Regions from separate parts of the Homo sapiens genome. Here region 1 is linked to region 2. Evidence: chromatin loops called from intact Hi-C (ENCODE). Cell type or tissue: PC-3. All regions are shown on one strand.

Evidence for each region. A loop is a pair of places that touch in the nucleus more often than their neighbours do. Peaks named below come from ENCODE experiments on the same cell type or tissue, not always from the same donor. Only the 100,000 strongest peaks of a DNase experiment are listed, where the experiment ranks them.
Region 1: it touches region 2 in a loop (6-fold over the local background); 3 of 110 quality-filtered maps call a loop at or near these places.

The regions. Positions count from the first base shown.
Region 1 is chr1:42,145,536-42,148,035 of GRCh38, reverse strand. No RefSeq gene overlaps it. Among named protein-coding and RNA genes, the nearest start is that of GUCA2B, 6.6 kb to the left of the region's middle. In PC-3, CTCF peaks have their summits at 791 and 992 (motif pointing left); a DNase peak (open chromatin) is centred at 965.
Region 2 is chr1:42,339,128-42,341,627 of GRCh38, reverse strand. No RefSeq gene overlaps it. Among named protein-coding and RNA genes, the nearest start is that of FOXJ3, 5.1 kb to the right of the region's middle. In PC-3, no CTCF peak of the experiment used is centred here; a DNase peak (open chromatin) is centred at 1,297; H3K4me3 peaks cover 579 bases; H3K27ac peaks cover 1,741 bases.

The DNA of each region.
Region 1 (2,500 bases), 190 kb after region 2:
AAGGAACATGTCAGGTGAGTCTATCAAGAGCTGGGTCTGGACACATTAAGCTTGAGATGCCTGTTTGAGATGTGAGTAAAGGAGTGGGCCACAGATATAGATAGCGTGGTCATCAAGTGTATCTGGTGCTCAGAGACCTGAAACTGGATTGAGAGAGTGACAGGACGGAGAGGAAAGGTCCCAGGGCTGAGCTCTAGGGCACTGTAATACCTGGAGATGAGGCAGAGAAGGAGGAACCAGCAGAGTGGATGGCGGGGAAGGAACAGTTGATGAAGAACAAAAAGAGACTTGCGTCTTTGAAGCCCAATGAAGAAAGGGCTTCAGGAGCAAGAACATGCTCACTTGGTCAAATGTGGTTAGCTCTAGTAAAATGAAGACAGAGAATTGTCCTTGGATTTGGCTATATGGAAGTCACTGCTGACCTTGATAAGACCAATTCTAACAGTGGGGAGGATGAAAACCCGATTGGAATGAGTTCAAGAAAAGATAGGAGGATGGAAAGTGGACCCAATGCCCTTAACTATCACTTTACATCAAAGCATAAAACAGAGAGATGAAAAATTTAAGGAAGGATCAACACATGAACAGTTGATCTGGAAGACTCTGTAGGGAGAGTTGTATAAACCAAGATGTGATAGAATTCCCAGAAGCCCTCCAGATGAATTTGGTTTTTCCCCGGAGAGGTGGGTGATCTAACGAGTGGTTCTATTTTTGCTATGGTCACCAGGAAACTCAGAACCAAACTTTGCTCCAACATCAGTGACTGTACTAAAGCTCATTCAATCTGTGTCTTCCCCTTTGACTTACTTTCCCAGTCTACCCATATTGTACTGACCTTGTTACATAAGCATGTGCGCGGACACACACACACACACACACACACACGCACACACACCCGTCAGGTTTGTTTACAGGAATGCTTCCAAGGTGTAACACCTTTCTGGCCTGGGGTTGGGTAACAGGTATTTAACACAAATGTGAATCAGGGCTGCCCCCTGGTGATGGCAGGGAAGACTGCAGACGGGGAATGAGTCCTAATCCATTTCCCTGAGGCACCACCTTGAGAGTTAATGGGGTGAGCAGTCATTTCTGCGCTTTGCTTTGAGGGGTAACGGAGAGCCTCCCTGTCCCCGTGTCTGCGCCTGGGGGTCCTACCAGCATGACCGTGACAGTCAGCATCAGCGATGCGCCTTGGGGGTGCGGGGAGGGGAGGTGGTGTGCAGGGTCGTTACCGAAAAGCTCCTGCTAATGCCCGAGTCCTGGGGTTTGCAGAGAGGAGATGCGGAGGTGAACAGTGGGGCTGAGGGGAGGAGAGGAGGAAGTTCAGGCCCCAAGTGGGACCTGCATTGAAGTCGGGTCTTGGGGGCAGCCAAGGGCAGAGGGAGAACTACAAGGAGGACACGGGGCCCCCAGAGACCAGCTTCGCCCTAGTGTTCTGTGAGGAGGAGAGGTGCATGGCTCTGACCCGGCTTTCTCGCCCATGGCCACACGGCAGGTGTGAAAGGTGTGTGTGTGTGTGGTGGGGGTGGGGGTTGTATCTGTGTGTGAGCATGTGTGTACATGCCCCAAGCCCTGGTGAGAATGTGCGTGGGAACATGTGTATCCAGGTGTGCTTTTCGTGTCCGCGCGTGTCCACATGTGAGAGTGATTGTGTATATTCGTGTGTACTTGTGAGTGCTCTCGTGTGTGTAGGGGAGCGTGTTGTGTGTCCTTGTGTGTGAGGATCGTGTGCTGGTGTGTGGGAGTATGTGTATATGGGAGTGCTTTCTGTGTCTGTGTGTGTATCTGCATGTGAGAGTATGGGCATGTGTGTGTGAGCCTGTGTCAGCCTGTGTGCGTGGATGTGTGTGTGTGAGTGGCATATGGGAGCGTGTGCGAGTGGTTTTTGCTGTGTGTGTGAGTGTGTCTGTGACCGTGCGGATGTGAGGCTGTGTGGTGTGTGGGTGGGCTGGGAGGGAGGCCATATGTGCTGGGCAGTGCAGAAGGGCTGATGGGGGCAGGGATCCCATCTGACTCGGCGGCCCTGTGATCTGGCCGGGCGGGAGGTGAGGAGAGGTCTCTGCGTGCAGAGGTGGGGGCCGACTCGGGGAGGCGGGCCCGGGCGCAGCTGCCTGGAAACTGGGAATTCACGGAGGACCCGGAGCGCGCCTAGCCCACACCGTCCGCGCCAGCAGGATCGCCCTTCCTCAACTCCCTGTCTCGCCCAGCAGCCGGCCGGGCGCTGGGGCTTTGGAGTCAGGTACAGCAGAGGTCCACACGAATGAGGGGTCTTGGACAAGTTGTTCTCTTCTCTGAGTGTCTGTGCCCTGCACTGTGAGACGTGAATGACACCTCTGCCTTGAAATGGGTCAGTGAGGAGGGTGGAACGAAGGCGCAGTAGTGCCAGGAAGTGCTTGCTGGGAATCTGTGGTCTCAAGGCTGCAAAAGTGTGAACATGCGGGTTCCTCACACAGCCCCAGGAAGCATGGAACTTCCCCCTTTTTACAGAGAGAACCCTAAA
Region 2 (2,500 bases):
GATTCACCCGCCTTGGTCTCCCAAAGTGCTGGGATTATAGGTATGAGCCACCACTCCCGGCGGGTCTCTAACTCTTAGCCTCAAGCAATCCTCATGCCTTGGCCTCCCAAAGCTCTGGGATTACAGGTGTGAGCCACCATGCGCTGCCTCAAATACCTCAAATACTGTATTTTAAAGCCTTTCACTATACTACACCAATCATCCCATTCTCTATATCTTCTCATAATCCCCAAGCAATCTTTCTACCTGAAGATGACACCAGAAATTTGTGTCACTAAAGAGCAAGATTCAGAAAGTGTCTGCATTAGTCATTATAGGCTCTGTTATGCTATGGTATCAACCCCAAAATCTCAGTGGCCTAATCAGCAAAGGTTGTTTTTCTCGCTTATGCTGTGTCCTTCCCAGGTCAGCTGTGGCTTTGCTGCACATTGTCTTCACTCTGGGACTGAGGCTGATGGATTAGCCTCTATCCAGAATGTTGCTTGTCATGAGGACAGCAGGAAAGGAAAACATGGTGCAGCACATTGACTGAGAGCTTCCAGCTAGAAGTGGCTCATACTGCCACTCACATTTCATTAGCTAATGCAAGTCACACAGCCAAGCCTGCTGTCAATAGGAAATTACAATCCAATTCTGGAAGGCACAGTAAGTGTTTGGGAACAATTATATAGTCTTCCACAGGGTCTCTTTACCCTTTATTTGTGACACTTGGATGTAAACACACCTTCTCACAGTGCCTCACCCAGGACCTTACGACTCGCATATTGGTGTAAACAATCCTGCTGGTTTAGAGTCTTTGAAGGCAGGAGAGAGGGCTTAGGATCAGACAATTTTGGCTTCAAATCCTGCCTCTGACACTTAAAGTACTGAGCCTGTTTCCTCTTCTTTCACACGATGACCATCTTGTAGTTTTACTGTAAGGATTAAAAAAACCAAACAGATGCAAAGGGCCTATTGTGTTGCTACTCACACAAAGAACAGTAAATGTTAACTATTCCCCCACCAAACTCCATCTAGCATTGGGGTTTCTTGATGGTTCTTATTTAGCTCATTAGGCATGAAGTAAGCCAATTATCTTTGCAACTTTAAATAATTGTTTCTTACTACTGAGTTTGTACCAGAGTTTCAGGTTCCTTTGGGCTGCAAACCTTGGCTACTTTTTCCTGCTAACCAGGTTCCTTTCTATCATCCCAAAAGATATTGCTAACTAACTGGCAGAGAGATTTTCCTTGATCCTACTCTGTTTGAACATCCTCTGACTCACCCTTCCTAGTGCCACCCAAGTTTCATCTGCACCATTGCTTACACATAATACAAGTACTTTATTTACTTACGCATTTGTTAATGTTTGCTCAGCTGTCTTGGTGCCTTTGTGTCTTTCACTGTGCTTTTAATTAGCTCGGCTGATTCTAAGAGTGGAGGTAAGCCAAGGTTTGAACCAGGTGGTTACAAGGAACATGGAGATGGGTTGCAGGTGGGGGATGGCAGATTGTTATGAATGCACTAGTGCAAAATCATTGACAGCCTAGGAAAAAAAAGTATTTTAGGCTAATGCCTTCTACTGGGAAAAAATAAACTAAGCTACTCCTTTCTACTAATAATGATTAAGTAGTAGAGTCTTTGGGAAGGATCACATTTTGCCTTTACTGATATAATCTGAAGTTAACACCAAGCTACCAGAGGACAGGAACTTGATGGTTTACATAGAGTGATGTGGTCTAGCTGCATGAGTTAGTTATTGCCATCAGCCACCAATATTTAATGACTACTTATAAGACTATCACTTCTGTGGCCTCTACTTTTCTTGTATCTACCCAACCTCTTTGACTTTGCACAAGCTGTTCTCTGCCCCCAATTGCCTTTCTCTACTCCCAGTCTTGCTTCTATCTCTGCGTGGCAAATTCCTACTCATTTATTAAAATTTAGCCTTAACTTTACCTTTTAAGGATGAAGCTTTCTTTGGCCCCAGTGACTGTGCCCCACCCTCCACCTCATCCAATTTGACAGAATTAAGCTTTGCTTCTTTTCTGTTTCCATGGCACAAGTATAAATTTCTACCAAATTGCATTGGGATTAACTGTTTACATGTCTGCTTCTCTTTTATTCTCTTTTGACTCCTTGGTATTTAGTACAACATCTGGTATAGAGTAGGTGCTTGCTAAATGATTATTGAATGCTCTTTAAGTGTGCATAGCGACCAATGCCCAAGCATTTTCCTTAAATAGCAGTCAGTAGTGCTGAGACCTCTCAGATGGCCTACATATAGCCTTTTAAAAAACCTAATTCAAGAATTATAAAATATTAGATAAAGATACCCAGGAAATCTGGAAGGCTCTTCCCGGGCTAGGAATAATAGAAGGGGCTCTCTCGTGTTTTTCCCTCTCCCTCTTGCAAGTCTTGGCTCATTTTAAATTCATTTCTCATTTTCTGATTTCCTCTTACAATAAATACAGAGGGAGAAAAGGATCAGGTGAAGGCTCATTTATCTTAGCGTCTAGGT